Linked DNA regions of Mus musculus: region 2 is linked to region 1. The links are chromatin loops, found by intact Hi-C in ENCODE. Cell type or tissue: gastrocnemius. All regions are shown on one strand. Links, peaks and the distances in the headings refer to the core of each region. The heading gives the core; the rest is flanking DNA.

Region 1 (17,156 bases), core at 1-8,000:
TTATCCTGGCCACTTCAGGGAGAGGTGATCTCCATCCAAACATAGTCTTTGACAGTGGTGTCCATAGCCAATGAACGCCCTGTGTTAAATCCCTGCAAAACACACTCTCTTCGAATCTGCTGCTGGGTGTGCCCCAGATGACCTCTGTGCACACTGGAGCATGAGAAGCACCTCTCTAGAGCAGCTCGTGGCGCACTTTGCCATTCAGCGATGAAGGGCCAGACCCATACAGATTTTAGGCTTCTCGGGCTATACAGTCTCTGTCACAACCACTAAACTCTCTCATTCACCATGGAAGCAGCCACAGAGAGCACATAATCAAATGAGTGTGGTGTGCCAGATCAAACTTCATTTACAGAAGCAGCTCTGGGGGTGATGCGGCTCACAGGCCATAATAGGCGAGCCCTTGCTCTAGAGTTGTGTGAGTAAATAATTCAAACTTTGGCTCTCATGAGACACGTAAGAGAAAGGGTGCTCCTAGGGAAGGCAGGTGGGCAACCTTGTGAGCAACAGTTTCCCTCGGATGCTCTTCAGGCACACAGTAGGCAGCAACAGCATAGTTTCAAAGCCATTGCCCTGGATCCTCACAAAAAGTCCCCCTCACCCCAGTGGGAATACAGCAGTCTAAATTTTTAGTTTATTCTACAAACATAATTTGTAGAATTATGAGATTCTAACATTATAGGAGGAGTTATTTGGTGTGTGTGGGGGGGGGATGACAAATATGGGTTGGAGCTTCATAGGACTTCTAGGGGGTGTTGACTTGATAGAAATAAGAGCCATGCCTAACTAATAAGGCAAGAAGCAATGTGCAATCCAAAAAAAGCACACAAGAAGGTCTATAGAAAGTCTATAGAAGACAAGAGAGAGAGAGAGAGAGAGAGAGAGAGAGAGAGAACCAATAGGGAGGCTCTAAGGAAGAGGGAACAATAGTGAGCTATGGAAACGTGACCATGATAGATCAAACTTACCTCTCAGACCAGCTAACATTCACATCGCTTCTGTGTTGAGCCACCAAGCCTCAAAGTGAAAACTCCAATGCAAAGAAGCTAAATTACAAGCATAAGGTATGTGTTTCCTTCACACAAACAATCCATGCATCTCCCTCTCGCCTGAAACAGCAGGGCCACCCCCAGGAGACAACCATGGGCCCTCATACCAACAGCTCTGCGCCAGCTGGGTCACTATAGCATCACTGAATATTTGAGTCCTGATCCAGGAGGGGGATGTGGAGAGGAACAGGGTGATTCCTCAGGGTCTGATAAGGACAAACACTCTGATTTGACCATCACTGGGTATAGGGAAGCAGCCAAAGAGCAGGACAGGGAGCCCCGCCTCTAGGGAACGATACTGATGCAGCTCTTTGCCTGGCTAGGTCTGTGAGATCAAGGCGGCCACACCGAGGTCTCTTTACATCTATGCCATTGTGTGTTCTGCACAACTCTGTGTTCCCTGTGGTCAGAGCTCTTCACCCTGAAGCCTCATTCCATAGATGTCACTCACACAGAAAAGCTAGCAATAGACTCTGAACAATGCCCTGATGGCAGCAGACTTGGGCTATCAGGAAAATCTAGGTAACAGTGTACATTTTTCTATTAAGTAAGCACAAATTTCAAGAGATATTCAACAGGGCTTACAGCTTAGAAAAATAACATAGAAGTTTTAGCGCCATTGCCCAACTGATTTGGAATAGTGCCGCTCAAATAAAAAGAACAGATGAAACGGTTTAATGCACTAAATGGACCCTTTGGGCTTTTTTGACTACAGTTTTTATCTTGAGACCATATTGTGAAATATAAATAGCTACTTATAGCCATTCCCATTTTATAAATCATCAGAGTAAAGTCCTAAGAATTTGAAGTTAATATCTCTGCTAAGGAAAAGTTAGATTTAAATTAGAAATTAATTTAGTTTGAATATCTCCTGATAAATACCTTTCATGTCACTGGTAAGTAAATAAGACTCAAGGGCCAATTTTGTGATGGGCACTTTAGGTACACTACTCTATAGGACCTCTCCTTATTTGTCTTTTGTTTGGGATTTTTTTTCCTACTTTATTTCAAATAGAATCATATACATTCATATGTAATGTAATCATATGTGTGTGTGTGAGTGTGTGTGTATGTGTGTATATATATGTGTATATATATACACATATATATATTTTCCATTTAATTTTTGGTTTGATATAAACATAACTCAGAAAAAAGAAAGCTGACTAGATTGCCAGAGACAGTTGTCTCAGTACGTGTGAGAGAAAGATTTGAGTTCATGTCTGTCTGTCCTGGTCCCCTCCCCCAGACTCTACACTGGGACATGTAAAGCTTGAACACTCAGAGGACCGACTCAAACTCACCTTCATGTCAAGGACAGTTTCTCAGACATCTTTGTGTTCCCCTCAATGACTTGCCACACTTTGCATGGCAAGGCACTCAATAAATATTTGTTGGATGAAGAATTCTGGGCTTGGGTTCCAGCTTACCGTGGATTTAAGGACTCAGTGTCCTGCAGAGCAGGTGGTTACTCAGCTGGGCGACTTCAGGGAACATTTGAAATCAATTACGGGTGCAGAGGAACCTGTTAAAATGTCCTCTTTTGTATATGCCGGGGTTGACGGGGAGGAACGGAAGTTGAAGTGGTAGAAAAGGCTCAAATGCTTTCAGGGTTATGCACTGGACCTTAAAGTGTCCACACCAGAACAGGACAGAAGTTGGCTTATTGAAACACTAAATTCTAATGACCCAACCTAATGGGATCCTGACCTCAAGCTACTCCTAGCTTGCCACATAGCCTCAAAGTGTCAGACCTTTGACTGGCTACCTTTGTGAAGAACCCCACCAGGGAGCATTCCTCTCTGTTGCCACCAGTCTGCTCCAACTCTGGGGAAACAGGCAACTTAAAGTGTGTTCTACCTTTCAGAAAGCCCAGAGGATGACCAGAAGAGTCCCCCCAACCACCCCACCACCACCACCACACACACACACCTGAAGCTTGTGTACCCTGCATTGCCCTCAATCCTCAATAAAAAAGCATTCTTGCAACTCATTCTGGAGTCTGACTTGTTTCAGAAGAATTCGGGAACTTAGAGTGCAGGGAGAGGGTAATTCTAGCTGATTTTGTTTTCTTCAATGCTTGCTAGAGCTACAAGTTAGTCACAACTCAAAAAAAAAAAAAAAAAAAAAAAAAAAAAAAAAAAAAAAAAAAGCAAGCAGCTTTAGCTATCCAGACAGGCCTTTCAAAAAAGGAAAAAGACATATGAAGTGGACCCTGAGGGATGCCTACCAACACATTTTGGGAGAAGGTGATTAAATTACAGCCCAGAGGCTGGGACAGGACAGCCCTCAAGGAAACTAGAGACATTCCCAACTTTGTGGCGTCCCTTGTCTCATGTGCATGGGACAACACTGCCACCTAGTGTCCAGTGTTAAAACTATTCCCTAAGGTCCCATAGCTGTGGGTAGGGGCTTCTGCTAGGACTGGTATTGACTAAATTGTTTGAGGTCTCTGCTGAGGAAAAACTACCCCAAGCATGGCAGGTAGAGGACTTGGAAGCTGATTCGAGTTAAGTAGGCGGAACCTGAGGTTTGAAATCTATTGGCAGAGTGAGATCCAAGTCTTGGCCCACCCTCAGAGGGGCAACAGAAGTGCAGCTACAGGTTTGTGTGTTACTCCCAGCAACTTGACTCCACCTTGTTACTCTGTGTAACTCAAGTCCCACCATACTAGGAACTGATGTACACCATCTTGAGAGGCCGTGCCAGCAGAAGAAAGGAAGATGGATTGTTGAGCACTGTAAAGTTGTGCAAAGAGAGTCAAGTCACTCGAAGTAGAGGCTCTTATTACTGGCGGCTTGATTTTGGTAACCTCATGATCCTTAGCCAGGCTCTTCACCAGGGAAATACCAGCAGCAGAGACAATGGGTAGACATGGATGCTCAATCCTAAACAGTCCACTTGCTGAGCCCAACAAATTGAGGCCCTGCCCCCTGTGGGCTTTTAACCTCCCTTGATAATTTGGGCTGAGTGCAAGTCTGAAGAAAGATAGAGGATAGAACAGGGGGTGTGAAGAGGCTTGGTCGTCATCTGCTTTCCACCTCTTAGAAGCAGACCTAAAAGGGAAGTCCCAGAACACTGCAGGAGCCACTTGCATTTGAGGGAAAGAAACCTTAGAAGGTAAATTGCTAAAAATGATTTCCTGCCCAATTTTACATGCTCCGAGAGGAGAGGAGGGTTCTGATGGGCACTGGAAGATCTGAATGTGTGCTGTGGCAGTATGGAGACAGTGGCTGGTGACAGGCAAGGCAGGGAGGTATGTAGCTCTGAGGATGAGGTTGCCAGAGGTGAAGCAAAGAATAGGAGACTGCAATGGGGAGGTGAGACAGAGGACTGGAGAGGTAAATGACCGAGGTCAGGTGCTATGTTCCTGTATTCCAGGATTGGACTTTAATAACCCCAAGCAATAATCTCCCACATACATTCCTGTTGGATTGTCCTCTTAGGCTGCCTAGCCAGGAAACGGTTCCCAGGTCTCTATGTTGCTACTGCAGGAGGAAGCATAGGCAGATCTGTGTGGGTCTCAAGCGAGACTGAGAGCTCGCAGGCTCCCTAGCAGATGGGCACTAGGAAGCCAGACTAGGCAGCACGGAGATGTCATCTGGGGGAAACTGTGAAGCTGCCAACTCCGATCAGATAATCATCTCATTATTTCTTCCATTTTGGCCCCAGAATAAGGGTTTCCTTCTCCTCTTTCTCTGCCCCCATCTAGCTTACAGCCTGGCCCCTTCTCTCACGCCCTCTCCCACCCAAAACTAAAATAAAGCAAAGCCACATGACTGGAGAGTGCTCAGTGTCTGGGAATCCCAGATTCCAAACGAGAAATCACAGCCAAAGAGGGGGAGACACAGTGTCCACAAGGATGTTCCAGCGACACCCCACTGGAAGAGGCTCCTTCCCTCCAGATTTCTTTGCCTAGTCTGCAACTTATTTGGAGGCACTCAGAAACCTGAATGGATTTTGTTGTCGTTTTGGTTTGTGTTGGGTTTGGGGGGAGGGGTGATTGGTTGGTTGGCTGGTTGGTTGGTTAGTTGGTTGGTTGGTTTGGTTTTTGTTTGTTTGTTGAGGAGATATCAAATGATTCACGAACACCTACTTTGTTCTCCCCACCCCCAAGCCAGTCTCTGACATGTCGCTCATTGCCTCAGTTTCTCCAACAATGTAATGGAACTGACAAACAGGAAAGGGTGTGTGGATAATCCAGATTGGTACCATTATTTTTTCTGATTGTTTTTTAGTTAATGCGTAAAGTAACTTGGTCTCCTTGTGACATTCTTCTGTATATTTGTCCCCACTCCTTTTTTGGTGGGGTGTCTAAATGAATAAGGAGACCCCATGGGGTGAAATATCCTTTCCTCACCCTTGCCTGACATCAACCTCTCCAGATAGGAAAAGAAAAGCAAGGGCTCCAAACGTAGCTCTTCTTTTTGTCATTCTAGGTGTCTCTGTTAATCAAAATAAACACAGGTAACAAGCCCAAATAAATGCCTCTGATTAACCTTATAGAGTTCTCTGTGTTAAACATGCTCTCCTATTTAGGTCTTTCTAACAACAGCCAGAGCTAGAAGCCAGAATCCTGGTCTGCAAGTGTCCACCTTTTCCAGCAGATTTGTTGAGGTCAAGAAAAGGGGATCGAGGGTATAGAACGGGTGCTACCTGTCTTCCTAGTTTCCGGTGGCAGCCTGTTCCCTTGCTGTTTGGACCCAGTTGGGCATTATTCACTGCTACCATCCTTGGTCTGCCGTCTGCTTTTCAGAGGTGCCATGCTAGACTATGAGAAGCAGTGTGACCCCCCCCCCCTTGACAACGAGTGCAAGTCTGTTCCCTTTAAAAAGGGAAAAGATCTTAACGGAGGTCTCCTAAAGTACAAGCACAATGTATAGAACTCTGAGAAATCGCTATTGATAATGAAGCCTCGTGTAGGAGTCATTTTCCCTTTGATGGTGCCTACACTGCTTCTGCACTGATAAATAACCCCCACCCCTCCCCCCCACAGCCCCTCTGGCTAAGCCTTCTTGGCTTTCCTGCCTTTAGGCTGTTCCCCCTGTCTGTTCTCTATGTACCCACAACAAAAATGGAGCCGACCACACCCCTCGGGACCTGAGAAAACCCAGGAGTAGGATAGGACATTACCTGCAATGATGGCTGGGTTGCTCTGTCCTCCCTCTGGTCTCACCCAGGCTTCCACTGTGAACGCCTCCCGGGGAATCTCAGCCAGCACTTCTGGACGCAGCAACAGCCGCTCCCTCTTCCCAGTGAAATACAGTACAGGCAATCCTCCTTGGGAGTTAAAGGTCTCTACTCTCCGGAGAGAGGCCCCTCCACCATTTTGGATGGTGCCCTCCAATGGACTGTCACTATCTCCATGCTTAAGTGGCTCTTTAGGCCAAAGCTGGAAACCTTGAGGGGTATTCTGGGGGTCTCCAGTCATGTCTTCTGCCTGCCTCTTCTGCACTTGGCGAGGAAGCCTAGACTTGGACTGGCCCTTCCTCTGGGTCTCTGCTGTGGGTCCCTTCTGATATGCGAAGGTAGCAATGGTGGAGACAGCAATTTCTGAGCTTCCCTGAATCGCAGGCTCACCTAGAGCCTCCTTAGATCCTCCCTCGCCAAGATAAGTGTCATCATTTCTCAGCAGCTGCGATTGCCCAATAGGACCATCCCCTACCCACGGGGCAGCTGGCTGCTGAGACTCTCTCCTTGCTCCTGCTGGGTTTTCAGTCAGGTCTCGGGGAATACCACTCGGAGCCTGTCTCTCTGGGCTTCGCTGACTCCATTCTGCATACAGGGTTTGCTGCTGTGTCCCCACAGGATAGGACCTTGGGTAGTTTTCGAGGCGGCTTGGGTAGACCCCAAAGAGATGGTGCTGTGGAGCAGTCCTGGGTCTTCGAACCTTATACCCCAGCCAACAGCGTTCCCCTTCCAACAGCACTTGGTTCAGGTGTTCCTTCTGGGCCAGGAATTTCTTGCGTGTCCAGCCCTGCTCTGAGTTGGTGGTACTGAGTGCCCACCCAGTCAGGACCACCAGGCTTATTCTCAGGACCTTCCAACACATCATATCTCCCTCAGCTTGTTCCTTAGAACCCAAAGTCAGCTTCTTGGTACCACACAAGAATAAGGAGAAGAAGGAAAGACAACCAGCAATGGAATTGAAGTCACCGGGGAAATCGATTCCCAAGCCAAACTTTCTCAAGTGGCCCCAGAAGGATGCCTCTACTGGCTACCTGTCCTGGGGATTCAGCCAACCCCAGTGGCTTCTGTAACTTTTGGCTTCTCTTGCCTTCTTCTGTGACCTCTCTTCTTGATTTCAGTCCTTCAGAGTGAAGTTAAGTGTTCTTACTTTGAATCTCCACCCAGAGACCTCAGGTTTCCTTTTCTTCCTTCAGTAACTCCTCTCCTCACTGATAAGAGAAGAGAGTGTGTGACTTAAGCCAAATTCTCTGAGATACATACCACCCCAGCTGGTCACTCAAAAGAACCTTATTCTCTACTGATCTCTTCTGTGTCCTCTTCCTTTCCCTAGGAGTTAGAGTCTCTGTTTAGAGCCCATCACCCACAATACACTCAACTTAAAGTAAATTGCTAGGGAAAAAAACAAAAACAAAAACCAAACCAAAACAAAACAAAAACCTTTTAGGCTGAAACACAATTTGATGCTTATTCTATAAAATAAAATAAAATAAAATAAAATAAAATAAAATAGCAACAATAATCTGGGGGCACAAAGATCCAGACAGGTACTTAACCTTCTTTCCTCAGAGGTCCTCAGCTAGGTGTCCATTCAGCTTCCAGTCTGCCAGGATAGGTGAGCACTCCTGCAGCGTGGCACTCGGGGTTGTTGACTATTGAAGAGAGTGTTTTAATTCCTGTCCAACTTGTTGGTATGCTGCAAGTCTCTGTAAAGTTCTCTGGCTGCCAGTCTGCTGCTCTCCTGATCAAATGAGTCTGGGAGCCCTTGGTTTCACCTTTGGAGAGGCTGGTGGGTCCCTAAAGATGGATAAAAAAGACCAATATGAACAGCATAGACATCAAGGGACCTGTTCCCTCTGATCTCTCCTGCTTTCTCTCTCTCTCTCTCTCTCTCTCTCTCTCTCTCTCTCTCTCTCTCTGCCTATAATTATCTCCTTGGGTTTTTTCTTTTTTTTATTTAAAGACAATGATGATGTCAAAGCTAATAAGTTTGGTACACCACTCCTCCTACTCCCTGTCCCCCCTCCTTTCCCCTGATCACCCCTTCCCCCACCCCTCTGAGGCACAAGGGACAGATGCTCCTCTTGGTTTCCCCAGTAAACATCACAGGCTTTCTCTCTCAGCAGCCGCAGCCTACACAATCAATATAAAACAATCAATACTGTTTTGGAGCGTGTCTTTCTGTGTGTAGCCTCTCTCTCTCTCTCTCTCTCTCTCTCTCTCTCTCTCTCTCTCTCTCTCTCTCTCTCTCTCTCTCTCACACACACACACACACACACACACACACACACACAACCACACAACCACACACTTTGAATGGACCTGGTCAAAAAACACTCGCTAGCCTTTTGGAGACCATTCACCTCTCCTCCTTTTTATTTTACTCTATCATTTCAGATGTAAAAGGACAACAATAAATTCACTTCCTCTTGGACACTGAAGGAAAGGAGAAATCAATTACCTTGCCACGAGAAGTACTAACTGGAAACACCGCGTGCTCCTAGCATATAGACATCCTTTTTCTCTTAGAAGTTTCTCAGTCTAAAGTTAGTAAAAGTCACCATATGCCGAGTGAACAAATAAACAAACGAGGTACTCAAAATAAGTCATTTACACAAGTGAACAGCTAACCCAAGGCAGCTATTCTTTGACTGATCTGAAATGAATGGGGAAGATGTGGGGAGGAAACACTGAGTTTAACCTCTGCATTGTTTGCCTTGGTGAAAGACGCCAGCCTTCTTAAAGACTTCTCATCCATTACAGGAGCATGCATGTATACAGAACACCCTGGACAAACACATGGACACATGCAGAGAACGCAGGTATGCTTGCCCACAGGTAGTATAAAATAGGTATAAATATGCATTGAGCCCTTCTTTCAAGGATTAAGAAAAACCACTTACACTTTTAAAATCACTGCTTCTGCTGCTTCTATCTAACTCCTACAGCCCTCATGCTCTGGAGTAAGATCAGGGTCCTTCCTTCACCCTGGGTCTCCTTATCTCTCTGAACTCCTTTCTTCCAGTTGATAGCTGACTCAACTGCTTTTAAAACGTTGGGTCCTGTGCCACCCATCCCACATGCACCCCATTTCTTCGTGGAGCATGGAATAGAGCCTCAAAGCAAGTCCCCAGAGAAGCTCTCAATTCAAGCACGTGGACACTGCTAAGCAGATACCCTTAGGTCCTTGACTATCCCTTTTCTTTTATAACTTCCCCAGCTCCATGCACTTTTCTGACTCAGTTTTCCCCACTTGAAGCAGATCAAGAATAGAAATTGAGACTGGGGGTGGGGGTAGAGAAAGCCAGAAAAGCAGAGGAAAGGAGGAGGGAGGAAGGGAGCCAGAGAGGAAAGAGGGAGGGAGAGGGAGGGAGGAAGGGAGGGAGGGAGAGAGAGAGAGAGAGAGAGAGAGAGAGAGAGAGAGAGAGAATATTAGGAAGAGATAGATGGCTTAGCTTCAGAGGGGAAAAAAGAGACTCAGGCAAGAAGAGAAGTCAGCCCCTCCCCTTGCCCCTTACCCCCTTGCCACCCAAGGACCCTCAGAAAAACATCTCCTACCATTCATTTCAGGAAGGGGGATAGGACATCAGAAAAGGGTTCCTCCTGCTTTTCTCCCCCTGAGTGTGTGGGTGATCTTGCATCCCCTATAGGACTCTCCTGGCTCTCAGCTGCTAGTAATCCATTCATAAGATTTCAAGAGGCAACACCAAACTCAGGCTTCCAGTTTAGTTTCTCTCTCTCTCTCTCTCTCTCTCTCTCTCTCTCTCTCTCTCTCTCTCTCTCTCTCTCTCTCTCCTTCATTCCTTTGCACACCACTCTTCAGCTCTTGGCAGTCCAAAGTTTAAAAAAAAAATGTTGAACCATTTCTGTGTTTTCCTCCTGTTGTAACTTGGGCTGTGACATCATAACCCTGCCCACCAACACCCCACCTCTCTCCCTTTCCACCCCCCTCACCAGCCCCATGCCCCCAAACACTCCCCACCCACCCACAAAGAAGAAGGTCTCCTGTCAGTTCTAATGTGTGAAAAGACAAAGCTCCTGAAGAGTGCCCCCTCCTTCCCCTCGGTGCCCCTCCTGCCTCCCCCTCCCTGCCTTACCCACCGCTCAGCCCGGCTCTCCAGGCTTTTAACAATGATCCCATCTGTTTGACATGTGCGGCAAGGTGGGCTGGATTCAAATAATCTGTCAAGTGAATCGGATCAAAAACACAGCAACCCCCTCCTCAATTCCATCACACACACACACACACACACACACACACACACACACACTCACACAGACACTCATACCCCAAGCCGGAGCAAAAGTGTGAGCGAAGTCAGACTTACACAACGCCCACCCTTGGTGCCAGGGAGACAGACACCAAACATGCCAAGGGAAAGCACAAATTTATACATATATAAATTCTGTTGCTTATTTGTTTATGAGGGACACCCACACCCCAAGTCTTCAACCCCTCTCCCTCAAACCCTGCCACTCCGCAAAGTGCACAGATTTGAAAGCTGGTAGAATCTGTTTTGAAATCTCCAACGAGAGGGTTTTTCCCCCCTTTTTTTTTTTCACTCCAAAGCACTATCTGTGACGATCAGGCTCAAGCAGAGTTGCCAGCAAATGCAGGAGGCCCCTTCTAGGGTACAGGCTTTCAAACCAGCAAAGCTAGAGGGAATGAATTTAAGGACACACAGCAGGAGCTGGCTGAATTCATTTTATTTTGACTGGGTAGTTGGGGGAGGAATATCATTTCTGAAATGCCCAAGGAATGAAAGGAGAGGGTATGGATTTCTTAAACAGTCCTTGCAAGAGGAGCGGTGTCTTGGTCTGCAGGTAAATCTAGAAGGCAAGAAATTGGAGCTGTATAAAGGAGGACCAGGACACAGAGGGGGAGCAGGGAAAGAGGAAGAAAGGAAAGAGAGAGGAGTAAGGAGAGGGGATGGGGAGATGGGGAAGGAGAGAGGGGAGAAAGGGTGAAAGGCAGAGGGGGGACCAAGGGAAAGAGGGGAAAGAGGGAGAGAGGAGAATCAGGGGAAGACAGGAAGGTGAGAAGGAGGAGGAGAGAGAGAAGGGGAAAAGGCTGACATGGAAGAGGGAAGGCAGGAGGGTTGGGAAAGATGAATCTGGGGGCAGGAAGGGTTGGGAGAGAGAAGTGGGGAAGACCTGAGGAGAGATTGAAACAGGGAAGGAGGGAAGGGGGAGGGGTGGCAAATACAAGAACTCTGGAGACCAGAAAGGCAGTTAGAGACACACTGGGTAAACACAACAAAAATACAGAGGCAGGTGAAGAAAGTCACTGAGAAATGGGGCTGAGAAAACAAAGGGCACACGGTGGAGAGACTGTCTCTCTCGGGGACAGGGCACATTTTTAAAAGCGGGAGTCCCACATTGTCTCTGTAAAGAATTCCTTCTTGCCCACTCCTGCTGCCAGTCTCTCCTCTTTTACTATACCCATCTCACACTCCCACACTCCTCCTCTTACCTTTGTTGTCCTAGCATGCCATCCCCCTGGAAAATTCATGAATAAAAAATTCTAACACCCACCCAAAAAAGAAAAAAGAAAAGAGAGGAAGAAAGAAAAAGAAAAAAGGAAAAAAAAGAAAGAAAGAAAGAAAAAGAAATGCAAACAAAACACCTTTTTAAAATCCCTCTCTTTGTTCTACCCACTAAGGATTCTGGATTCTCTTATCTAGACTGGGCTGTGTGTGGCCATCTATACTTCATTTTGACACAAATTGTTTCCTTCAGATGGCAGGGGGAACTTTGGCTGTATTCACTGTATGGTGGGGCTTCTCTGTTCCCATAAGCAGTGTCATCATTAATATTAGGAGGCTCTGAGCAGAAAGAGGAACAGGTCTATGCTGGCATCCAGAATATTAACAAAGGCAGAGAGTAGGAGAGACCCTTAATATGGTCAGTGGTCCTCTCTGACTTCCTACTTCCAAAATCTGAGGCTGGGAGCCTGCCAAAGAGTGTAGTAATAAAAGCGTCCAGAGCACAACCAAATGCAGTGTCTATATATAGGAGCCGGGTCTGTTTTAGCTACTTGCAGACTCAAATGACACCCGGAAACAAACATTTCGGCAATATGTTTATTGGAATCCTATTCAGCTGGTCCTGGAAAGAGTGAAGAGAGTCTGAAAAGACTTCACTAGAAGGTTCGAAATTGTTGCTTTCTGTTCCTCTGGCTCGGGTGCTCCGAGCTGAGACTCAGTGGCACCTCCTAGGGCAGTGTGAGCTTCCTTTAGGGTGACCTACAGCCCCTCTTTTTCACAGGTGAGGCAAAGCCACACACTTAGTAGCAGGGTCCTCTGGAGCACCCAGCTCTCTTAAGCCCCTACCCACCTCCCATGCTATTTTCCCCTGTCTGTGCCCTTGTCTTTGCCTGTCTCACTGGTCTGCCAGGTAAGTGTCATGAGACTAGAAAAGAAAATCAAAGACTGGCTCCTGCCTCTCATGCTTCACTTCCAGATAAAAGTGCCTGGGGAATCTCTGTAGGTCAAACCGTCCTGCAGTTCAGAGACACACACTCAGAAGGAAATGCAAACCTAGATCTCACTCCCCGTCCTGTGCCTTCTGGACCAAGAGAAGCCCCGTGTTCTTGTAAAACTGTGTGATACCCTATTGCTAAATAACCCCACCTCCTAGCTGCCCCCCCACACACACAATACGATGCCTTACAAGTGATCATTTCTGCCACTGATTTTGTTTTGAAGATTGCCTTTATGCAAATAGATCAAGGAACTCCACACATACGTTAAATTTCCCAGTACCCTCCGGAAGTAGTATGACAGAGGCTGCATGTCAGAGGTCTAGACCTTTCCTGGGGCATGTATTTCTGGTAAGATTCGAGTGTTAGAACCAGTTTGTAGGGTTTGCTAGGTGACAGAGAATCGAAAAGTAATGCTGGACCCTTCTCAGCTCACCAAACAAGGGTTTTTCAGGACTGGTGATGGAAACGGCCTGTCTTTTTCATCCTCTACGGTCAATGGCCTAGTAAGAATGATAATAATTGAAAACTGGTCTTCCTTTCCACCTAACCACATTTGTGTGCATTCTTTCTCCCTGCCTAATTTATGCCCACTTTATATATCAAGACTGACTCTGAGGAAAAAAGAGACGAAGACCATAAGAGCACATCCAGGAGGAAAAAAAAAAAAACTCTCAACTATATTATGCTGGGAGAAAGAAGCCAGCCTTGATGGACTGGCTATATACACTGTAAGATTCTGAAAGGCAGGACTCAGGAGACAGAGAACAGGTAAGTGCTTGCTGGGAGTTGAGGGATGGGGAGAAAGGAATACAAAGGCTACAGAGCAACTGGAGTTCTTGGGGCTATTCTTTATCTTGAAAGTAGTGAGTTTACATGTTTATTAAAAACTCAAAGCATTTGTTGTAAAAAGGCTAATATATCTAAGTTACACCCCAATAACGGAAGGGAAAGTGGAGCAGGTGATAGAACAATGTTTTCTTGACATCCTGCAGGTGGCAAAGACCAAGATAGACCTGGGTGTGATTTAATCATGCTCAGTGGCCCTACTTTGCCTGAACTCCTCCGAATATTCTGACATGTACTCCATGGGGACTCTGTACAAGCAGGCTAGATGAAACAGATATCTGGCTTATAGTCACAGCTTCCTCAGCCTGGAGTTTCAATAGACAAACTAACCAAGTTCCAAATGAGCACTGTTGTACGACTGTAGCGCTGCTCTGTCATCTATCTGCCTAGCCTTGGGGACATTAATGAGCTCTGACCTACCTGTATTAAGAAACTGGAGCCAAGACCAGTAAGTCCCCTACTAGATCACACCTAAGACCATAGACTTTTTTAACTCAAATATTTTAAAGCAATATTTTTCTAAGGTTCTCTCTCTCTCTCTCTCTCTCTCTCTCTCTCTCTGTGTGTGTGTGTGTGTGTGTGTGGTGTGTGTGTGTGTGTGTGTGTGTGTGTGTGTGTGTGTGGTGTGTGTGTGTGTGTGATATGACATACATATATATATGTCGGTCAATGCCCAGTTCCTATAAATATTCCAGGGACTTAAGGGTATGTTAGCAGTAAGGACCCACAACATTGATTTTGATCCTTAAATAAAAATATATATTAAAATGTAATGGCCATAAATGGAGATAACATGTGAGGAGTTTCAGTGCTTAACTACATGCCATTGTCCCATATTTAATAAATCAAATATCAAAATGAGAGTATTTGATATTAAAATACTAGAATAGGAAATTGTTTTTAAATTTTGGTACTATACCGCAACTTAAATTTTTGATAATTTCACAAATATGGTACTAGTATTAACAATAATGAAAGCTACTGTTTATAACTAAAATCCATCAAGCACTGTTTGCATTGATATGATGTGTGTGTATGTGTCTGTATGTATTTGTTTGTGAAAATTAATTCAATCATTACAATATTTCTGTGAGGTAGGTGTTGCCGTCTCTATTTTCAGATGAAGATTAACAACATTTACTGAGCATAAATATACTACTTGCTAAATGTAACATCATCATAGGTATACTATGCCACATATATAACAACTCACTGAATTTATGAACTATCTGCTGAGATAGTTGTTTGGTAACTTTCCCTGGAGAGATGTAAACAAATATTTACTCATTCCAGTTCAGCAACAGTTCCAGCGAGGGCCACCATGCTGAGCTAATGAATGCACTGGGTTTAGTTGCAGCAGCATGGGTGACTCTAAAGCAGTTACATTATACCATCTCCATGAACCTTCTACCTGCCTCCTATAAACACCCATCAAGACTTATGCAGCTAGGGGCTGGAGAGCATCAAGGCTAGAATCCCAGGTGAAGTTTTAATGACCCTCTCACACACACACCTCTATGAAGAAATGCTTAATTTGGCACTGAAACTAAATGTTACTTTCATTAAGATAAACGTTTCCTTGCTGCTGCTACCATAGACCCAACTGTCACTTTGCTTTACCTATTTGTTACCATGACTTCAGGGATGCTCCAGAAATCTCTGTCCCGTGATAGCAATTGTCATGTTGTGCCTAGAGAAAACGGCTTGTTCCTCTATGGTTCCTGCTTCCAAATGGAAAGCCTGGACCCTCGAGTTTAAAGCAACTGAGCTATCTACCTGGAAGACAGCCTGGGAGACTTCACTTTACTTTTTTGTTTGTTTGGTTAGATTTGTTGTTGTTGTTGTTGTTGATGGTAGTTGTTTGCTTGTTTGTTTGTTTGTTGAGACAAGGTTTCTCTGTGTGGCTCTAGTTGTCCTAGAACTCACTCTGTAGACCAGGCTGGCCTTGAACTCACAAAGCTCTCTGCCTGCCTCTGCCTCCAAAGTGCTAGGATTAAAGGCATGAGCCACAACCGCCCAGCTGAGCCTTCACCATCAATCACCATTTTGCATTGCCTCTTTAGGATACATGTAAGTACACATGAATTACTACTTCATTCCTAACATGACAAAAACAAGCTATTATTCCTCCTAGGAACCGGTCAGTGATTTCTCAGGAGTGATGGAAAGATCATTCTTAGGCCTCTCCTGGATGAGCTCCTGATAGCTCTAAGAAACGTGGTCCCAACTGATAGCAATAGCCAGTTGCAAGCTTCATGTCTGTCAACCACAAGGTACCTCCAGAGGACCCCCAGGAGCTCCTGCTCTCAGTACCCTTGCTCACAAGATCTATTGTGTACCCATTTACAACAAAGATCAAACAAGCCACCTGATAAAAATAAAAATTCAGACTCATTCATTTCAGAAGAATAAAATCAGACAGGATGGACAAAGAATCCTATTGCTTGGTTAGCTAATGCTGGATTTTAACACTAAGAACAGCTACTAGTTGATAATCTACTGACCACCATAAAAATCTATGCTTTATTTTTAATTTTATTTTGAAAAAAACAATTAAATGATTTTTTTAAAAAGCATTTATATTGATTCTTTTTGAATTTTACATTATGTTCCCGGTCCTATGCATGTCCTTGTCCCCTCGAACACATCCCTTGCCACCTCCTCCATAAAATAAAAATCACACAAACAAATGAAAAAAAAAAACCACAAAAACACAAAGCCAAAAAACTTCTCCTCTTGGAAGCCTTAGTATGTCACAGCGTGGCCCACAGTATAGCCTTCTATCTATACTTCTTCACTTGCAACTGTTCATCACAATGAGTTGAATTGGTTCAGTTCCAGGTCTCTGACTTCTTTGACACCATCAATATTGGATCCTCACCAGCACTCCTCCTGGTTAACCTGTTGCTGCTCTGTGTCATAGAGATCCTCCAGCTTTGGATCGGAAGGACTGTCCCTTTCACACACCTCAAGAATTCACAGATGATGCAGATGTTGGGGTGGGCCAGCTCAAAGCCCTGGACCTGGACATGGGTGGTAGCTGAGCTGCTCAGTCTGCTGACTCTCCCTTATCGACATCACCAAAGTGAGCTCCCAAGCACTGCTCTGGCTAGGCTACCCAATGCTGCCACTGGCAGGAGGCAGGGTCAGCTGTTCTGCTCTCGTGCCCTCAGGGCTGGCTCACCTGCACCCATGCCTCCAGAGCCAGCTCTACTGTGCTACCCAGTCAAGGTACAGAGCTTCTTCCAAGTGCTGCAGCCAGGTGTGGGCATATGTGCTCTCACACCCTTGGGGCTGGCTCTCATGACCTCCAGGCCTTCTCTCTACTAATACTATTGGTGAGGGGTATGTGGGAGGGCATCACATCACCCCAATGTCCTCTCTACCTCAGGGCAGACAATTAGTGGGGCCAGCTCTCTGGCTCTCACACCCGGGGCTGACTCATCTGCATATCCTCCATCAGGGACAACTCTAGTATGCTGCCCAGGTGAGGTACAGGGCCTGCTCTCCAGTGTGCTGCAAGCAGTAAGAGACCTGACCAGTTCTACACCACCCCTAGACATCCCCATAGTCCCTGTTGACTTTCT
Region 2 (8,000 bases), core at 1-8,000, 110 kb before region 1:
CAAGGCTAAGCACTGCACAGAGGATAGCTGCTGTTGGCATCCTGTGGAAGGCATGTCTGATTGCATGAAGGTTCAGTGTCCTAGTTCCCTTCCCCCAGGAAAAACGACACGGGAGCTGGCCAAGACCTCTCTGGGTGATGAGCCTAAGGGATGGTTTTGTGTAGGGCCCCTATGCTTGCACACTGGGGATCAGACCTCTACCTTCACCCATGAGGCTTGCTTGCAGCAATTAAGATCTGGCCATAGATTAATCAACATCCTGGCCTTTTGATGCACCTGCTGCAAGCAAAACACAATCTCCCCAGGAGTGGCTTGGCATAATAGAGAGGTAGTCAGTGATAAGACTCCCTGGGCATGTCACCAACCTAAGACAGGGATCAAACCAATGCTGTTTGTCACCCAAGGACGGGTAAGGGGCATGGCTGCAGGGGGCTATCTACAGACATTCTCTCTGCCAAAAAAGAAAAAAGGGGGAATTGTGGGGAGCGGGTGTGGCGGCAGTCCCAAAGGCGCCAGAGACTGCAGCTAAGTCATATGACTTGCACCTGACTTCCTCATATAAGACACAAACATCTTGAGTGCTGCGCAGGTGTACCAGGATACAGGTGAATCCAATTTGGTGGAGATTTGCCCCTGATGCCCTGATTAGCTGAAGCTGCGTGCCTGGTGAAGTGGCGTGGCCTGCTGTGCGTGGATGGGAACTGAGAGTATATAAGAGTAAGAGGCCCGGGTTAGAGGAAGGATTATTATTCGAGAGAGGATTACTATTAGTGGGGGAGATATAAAAACAAGGGAGATATAAAAACAAGGGAGATATAAAAACAAGGGAGATATAAACAGGGGAGATATAAAAACAAGGGAGATATAAACAAGGGAGATATATGGAGAAAGAAGAAACAGGACTGAATAAATGTGTGCAGAAGGATCCTGTAGCAGCGTCGTTCTTCCTGGCCAGTTGAGCGCGCGCAACAGAATTCAAGAAAGCAATTCCATTTAGAATGAAAATTATAAAATCTGGATGAAAGAAGTTAAGTAGAACAACACACACACACACACACACACACACACAAACACACCACAGGATTAATATGTAATCTGGAAATTCCACTCCTGGGTATATCCAAAGGAAATAGTATGTCAAAGAGTTGTCTGTACTTCCATGTTCATTGGAACATTATTAAAAATAGCTTAGAGATGGAAACTAAGTATCAATGGATGGAAAAAGAAACTGTGTCACACATCTAATAGAATGCTATCTAGTCTCAAGGAAGAATGAAATTCAGTGCTTTGGGACAGCATGGATAGAGATGGAGACCACATTGAGTAAAGCAGGCACAGAAAGAGAAGTATCCTGTGACTTTGCTCATATTTGGAAAAAAGAAGTTGATCTCATACACATTGAAAGTAGAATGTTAGTTAACTGAGACTGGGGTGATCAGAGAAAAAAGAGTGATGGAGGAAAGAATTACTGGTGTGTTCTAAGTTACAGTGACATGGGAGGAAGTCCTCATATGCTATTACTCAGTGGACTGACTAAAATAAATATATGTGGTGTATTCAAGAAGCTAGAGAGGATTTTAATTGCTTACACTTAAAGAGAGGGATATGTGAAGAGATGGGTGTGTCTAGCCTATTGAAATATTACACAATGTATCAGAAATTTCACATGGGATTTCTGCATTTGTAATGTTTTTATGTAAAGGTATTTAATATGTTTAATTAAAAAACATTGGCCATATTAAAAAGTAGTTGATTTTCCTGGGCACCAAGTTATACACTACTCTAGAGACACATAGAATTTTCTAAGTCAGCCTTGGACACTCAGTAAAACTCTCTCTAACAAAACAGCAAAGCCAACAAAATAGAAATAGCTAACCTGTGTCATCTTATAGCTCATTGGTGTCATCTTATTTTCTATTAATTTTACCTAATTTTTAAATCATTTTTCACTTCATTATTTTCCTCTATGAAGGTGAAGTTATAAAATTCAGAATATTTTAAAGTTGAATCTCTTGTTTATATATAAAAAAGAGATTCATGTAGCACCAATTGCAAGTGTCTTAGTCAATGACGTCACTAGGGTTCAAGTGACTTTTCCTACTTCTTAGTGGTGAATGTTATATATGACAGGGAAAAAGAAAATGTCATCTTTGAACTTTAGTTAATGTCTAAATGTAGGTCTAGGAAGGTAAGTTACTCCACATTGAGATTTCTTTTATAAAGCATGTTATGGGAACAAAATAAAAAAAGTAAGTCTAAACTTACACCAGAAAGTAAAGTTTGGCAATTACAAAATGGTTATGACTTACAGTTCTCTTTTTCACATTTCAATATGTCCAAACCGGTATATATTTTAGCTTCATATATAAAACTATTTAAAGTTCTAAAAGGCTCTCAGAACCAGAATATCACAAATAGTTCCAGTAATTATTCAAAAAACACTAAGGAGATGAATTAAAGATGATTTAGACAGGAGAATATTTATAAATATTAAGACTATGGCTTTGATGTTAAACATAGTAATCATGTTTTAAGTTGTAAGATAAAATAGGAGACAGGAATAAAAACATAGGAAAAGCATAGTTGAAGGAATTGTATGTGACTGAGCAGTTGAAGATTAGCCCAGTTTGTAGAACTGACAAAAAAAAGTTTTTTAAAATAGTCACACCCCCTAAAACTACCTTATACATACATCTTGTGTCATACATTTTTAAAATATTGTTAAGATTTATTTATTTCTAACATTTATGAGTGTTTCGCCAGCATGAATGTCTGTGCAGCTGCAACCAATAGAGGTTAGAAGAGAGTGTCAGGTCCCCTGGGCTTGGAGGTACAGACCATTGTTAGCCAGCTTGTGTGGTCTGGGACTTGAACATGGCCCTTATGAGGAGCATCCAGTGCTCTTAACGGCTAAGCAGTCTCTCTAGCCCCTTCACATTCTCTTCGGACAAAGGCAATATGGATCAATAGAAAGAGACTGCCCCAGGTACCTGGTCTACCATGTGATACTCAGGATGCATCCCAAAGCTCCATTCCTTGTTTACTTGTGTATGGAGAGAGAATTGGCCAATAGACTCTACACTACTGTCTCCTTGCCTGGGGTCTAGGACACAATCTCAGAAAGAGGCAAATTTACAGTTTTATTTTGAAGAAAATTCATTTTGTCCAATGCTGCCCCATAGAAATCTAAATGAGAATTGTGCGTGATCTTGAAATTTTTAGTAGTCACTTAAAAAGTAAAGAGGTAGAATTAACTATAATACTGTATTTCGTCCAATTGGGGATACTTAAAATATTACCATTTGAATTTTTAATCAATATAAAATGATGAATGAGATTTTAGCATTCCTTTTGTATCCCAAACACTGAAGCATTCAATAAATGCATTTTCACTTAAATCTCTTTTTAATACTTGCCTTTTACTTCAACTTCATATTCATTGTCAGAATGGCTTCATCTATTAAAGCCGGTTCAAACTTTCAAGTTATACTTAAGTTTTTTTTCCTAACAACTAAATTGAGGTTCAGTTCAAAAATGAAATTACCTTAATTATATTAGGATACACATTGAACATCTTAGCTGCATACAACACATTTTGAAGTCTTAAGCGCCACATGTGTCAGATGACAGGTAGACAGTGTGCAGCAAGAAAATCAACTTCCGAATGAGTGCTGCTCAAACTCTCAGGGCCTTCCTTAGTGTTCAACCTGATAGCCTTCTATCTGGAACCAAGTGGGTTAAACAGTTGACTTGGCTCCTTTTTGCCTTGTGTATTAGGGTGTCCCCAGGTGAAGCACAACTGGGATTCAGAAATGACTCCGTGGGCCAGTAGTACAGATTATCCAGCCGAGGAAGCAACAGAAGCAGAAGAAGCTCATTTTGGCACAGAACCTTGTGAGACCCACTAGCAGAGAATCACTGCCTCTAGTTAAGCTGTTTCACGAGCTGGGAGTAAATATGTCTACGAAGTTAGGAAGATGTTCCCGCACCACTATCTGCTAAATACACACAGGCAAGTGCTATCCCAAGGCTCTTTGGTGGCCACAATTGAAGACCAGCACCAGCAGAGAGCTAGCATACTGAGGAGGATCTAGGGAGGAGCAAGGACAAATGAGTGGGATTTACATATTTAATGATCTGTGTTGAATGCAGATGAGAAAAAAAAAACATTTAGTATTTAGACTTTAGTGTGGTGGAATAGGATTGTACCATATCTGCGAATCTCAAAAGACCAAGAAATGTTTAGTGGTCCATTGTTGGGTGGAATCCCACAAAAGGCTAGAGAATTGAATATATATTTTCCTCGTCCAAGAAAGTGAAAAACGGGCCATCTTAATAATTTGCAGAATTTGCCTCCCAGATTTCTACTCCCCGCAGCTTTATGTAAGAATAGGGTTAGATGAGTATGAAGGATATGTTGGGTGAGGAGTGGCCAACTGCCCTAGGTATCCTAGGACTGGATATGTGTCCATACTGAACTTGGACAGGTTCCAGGCAAAACAGACAAGTTCATTCCTTAGATTGGCAACAGGGGCCATTAGAAAAATGATCCAAGGAGTAATTATATCTTTTCCTTGGTTATGTTTACAGAAGAGCTGTAAGTGGGCCAAATGAGTGACTCCCTTTCCTTAAATCACACCCAGTTAATAAAACTGAACAAGCAGACCTTTGGTTCAAATCGCATCCTTCTTTTAGTATTATTTAACCTGTCCTGCAGTTCTTCACTGAGGCCTTAAGGGGGCCCCAGAGTAACATCCCTGTATTTCAGCACTCTGGGACCAGTGTTGAATAAACCCCTTCGGCACTACGCGGAGATTCCAGTGACCTCTTAGGACCCCAGAATGTCCACAGATTCACGCGGGCCCTCCTCCCTGTGCATTTTTAGGTTGAGTCAAGCTCATCCCAAGATTGACCTCTTTGAGCAGAGGAGCGCGACCTGTCTCTCGCACATGCGACTTACCTTTCTACCTTCCCATCTCCACAGTAAGGGCCTCCGTGAATGTGGCTCAGAGGAGGTGAAGCTTCTCCGAGTTCCCCTACAGCTTCAGCTTGAACTTGGTACTGATACATCTGCCCAGGGATGACCTCCCTGTGGAAATCAATGAGATTCCGACCTTTGTTGTTGGTTCACATGGGTTTAAGGAAACTCTTACGTAAAACGAAATGGGAAACGTGTCAATTGTATGAAACAAAGATAAATGCCCAATCCTATGAACAACCTCGTGTTTGAATATATATGTATTTCTATGGGCCTCAAATGTTCTCCACTAGTAAATGTATTATAGTAAGTGCTTGGTGAGTTAACACTTAATATAATAGTCCTGGAGAAAGTAGGAGGATGTCATGTAATGTTTTGAACCAAGAAAATCTAGAGCAGCTATTGAAAAACCAGCAAACTATATTTTTAAAGTAACCAAACTAAGTGAAGATTAGAATTTCAGTGTATGGGCTCAGTCACATCTTTTCTTGGGTTTGTAGACCACGGTTTTCTTAAGAGAGAATTCTTGACTTGGAAAGCCTGGAGCAAGTATTTCATAGAAGTAAGTATACAACTCAATACCACTTGGAAGAAGTAAAAATTTCCAGTTAAAAACGCACTAAATTGACCTCTACCTCCAAATGCCAAGAATGGAGTTGGTACAGTTGACCTGAGAGATTGGAGGAATGCATCACACTTTCTGGTTCCTGGTTCTTTGATTAAGTGGTGAGTGTCTGACCCAAGACTTTGATTTAGCATTAAAAGACCTCATGAATTTGGCTGCAGGTAACAAAGAGGAATTCTGCCTCATCTTAATTTTATCCAGTGATTGTCCAAATTGGAAAAGCACCACCCAGCTCAAGATAGGATGCAAGTATCTGGGAGGGCATGATCTCAGTAAATTATTAGGACTGCCGGGAGTGGGCAGTGAGCATTTCCTGCCATGATTCTCATTTTTCTAGACGGACTCTTTACTGCAACCACAGAGTCACCGCCCCACAATCTGATGTAGCAACCAGCAAACAGGAAATGTCTTAGGGTCTCCAAAATACCTTTAAAACCTTCTATACTGGCTTTTAAGTATTTTAATAGGAAAGACACCTAAATATTAAAGACTCTTAAATTTTCAAATTAGTTTTCCTTTTTGAGAAAGAAGTCCTCTCCTGAGAATGTTAGATGCTGTTTTTAAAGCAAACCCAATTTTACTCCAATCAATGGTGGTGGTTGGGTTCCTTTATTGTGTGGTTTCTTGTTGTCCAACCATGCTTAAAAGTCTTACACCGCTCTGTGGCTGGAAACAGGAATGGATGGGAATGTTGTGTGTTTATTTTTATCAAAGGGAAAAACACAGCAGCAGGTAACTTAGGCCTCCCATGAGCTGGGTCTGTGAAGGGCAGGGTTCTACCGAGGAAAGAGAATGGTATGACCAGTTGGAAATAGAGTTTGAATCCTAGGATGTCCTTCTATTAGCTCTGAAACCAAGTGTAAGCCAAGCCTTAGTGTCCTATCTATAAAACAAGATATTATTGGCTTTAAATATTTATATGTGGATATCATTAAAAAATAATCAACTGCCTGAATGCAGAATTAAATCATGCTATTTTTCTTTCTAATTCATGATCTGAGTTCTGCTTGCTTTTCTTTGTTAGCCATTTTTTTTTTCAACTTTCTGATGTTAAATAAGAGAACAACCATGGAAAGACTATACTGGAGCTCAAACTAGACATTTTCTTCCCAAGTTTTAAAGCTGTGGTCAAAGATCTACCCCAGCAGAGATGCACACCTGTACTGTTTGTGTGACTCCCGTCTCTCCTTTAAAAAAAATTAGGTTTATCATTTGAATTTGGAATTTTACATGTAACATTATCAAGACAAATTTGTATCAGAGACTGGGAAATTACAAGTAATGGGGAGCTTGCTCTCCTTGCTTCTAGGAATTCCACCAGAAGCAGCCATTCACCCATGAGAAGCAGCCTAGATAGGGCTTGAGTGGTCATGAGGAAAGGGTCTTCACATTCCCAGCCATGTCTGCTGTCTCAGGTCCCCAATGTATGTAATATGTTATCCTGGGATCAAACAAGCAATCTAGAGCCTATCATCTAGCCCATGCATAGAATAATGAAAAAGTCTGCATCATAAACTCACTATTTCTAATGTGGTAAATATTAACTAACATGACCCCTCTGATAAAGCTATTGTACCCTGTTCTGCCCTCCATGCAATCTCTGAGGAGAGTCTCAAGTGGGAGGATTTGCCGTTCACTATACCAGCATCCAAGGCAGACATAAAATTCTTAACCCAGTCTACATCTCCAACACTGAGCACAGTAGAGCCAGGAGCACAGTAGAACTCACAAGTGTAGAAGGAGAGACATTAAATAAAGTAATTGAAAACTAGGAATAAAAGAGATGAAAGGGAGAGGATGAAATTTAAAAGGAAAGGAAAAGATAAAATACACATTATGGATGAATTCTGAAGCTGTGTGTAACATATGAGAGACCCGTGACCTTTCAGTGTAGCTATGGAAGAATTTACCATAACTTGAAAATTATGGAAACCATGCTCATTATTGGAAAGCTACAAGAAAGAAGCCAAAATAAAATTGCCACAAGACAGAAAAATCTGATTCTGGTCAACTTTAGTATTAATTTCACTCACTCAACTGAAATACCTCATACACCAATTTCCCCAGTACCATAATGATGACATTGGCAGTCAAAATACTTGCTTTCCCTTTTCTGTGAAATATTTTTTCTTCATTTTATATGTGTCACTTAGGATAAACTCCCTCCTGAACTTCAGAACTCTCTTCCAACTAAAAACACCAATTATTAAAAGTGGAAGCAGAAATAACCAAATTGGAATAAAGTCCCCAGAAGTCTCATGATGTGGAAGATTCTACTGCCCAACTTACGTATCTGTGAACTTTCTGTGTGGATGTGTCACCACCATGGGCAAGCCACTGGAAAAAGGAGGCTCTCGAAGAACCTGGTAACTCATAGGCTTGCATCCAGAACACAAG

Evidence for each region. Hi-C counts contacts between places; a loop is a spot of excess contacts. Peaks named below come from ENCODE experiments on the same cell type or tissue, not always from the same donor. Only the 100,000 strongest peaks of a DNase experiment are listed, where the experiment ranks them.
Region 2: it touches region 1 in a loop (5-fold over the local background); 15 of 42 quality-filtered maps call a loop at or near these places.

What each region holds. Positions count from the first base shown.
Region 1 is chr1:158,950,332-158,967,487 of GRCm38, forward strand. Pappa2 (pappalysin 2) reads right to left here and starts at 7,844. Exons shown (of 23, transcript NM_001085376.3): 1 at 7,796-7,844; 2 at 6,186-7,450. The coding sequence starts at 7,107. In gastrocnemius, for the core only: a CTCF peak has its summit at 3,415 (motif pointing left); DNase peaks (open chromatin) are centred at 3,414 and 4,643.
Region 2 is chr1:158,840,044-158,848,043 of GRCm38, forward strand. It overlaps Pappa2 (pappalysin 2), which reads right to left. Exons shown (of 23, transcript NM_001085376.3): 8 at 7,893-8,000; 9 at 4,961-5,089. Among named protein-coding and RNA genes, the nearest start is that of Pappa2, 110 kb to the right of the region's middle. In gastrocnemius, for the core only: a CTCF peak has its summit at 4,729; no DNase peak of the experiment used is centred there.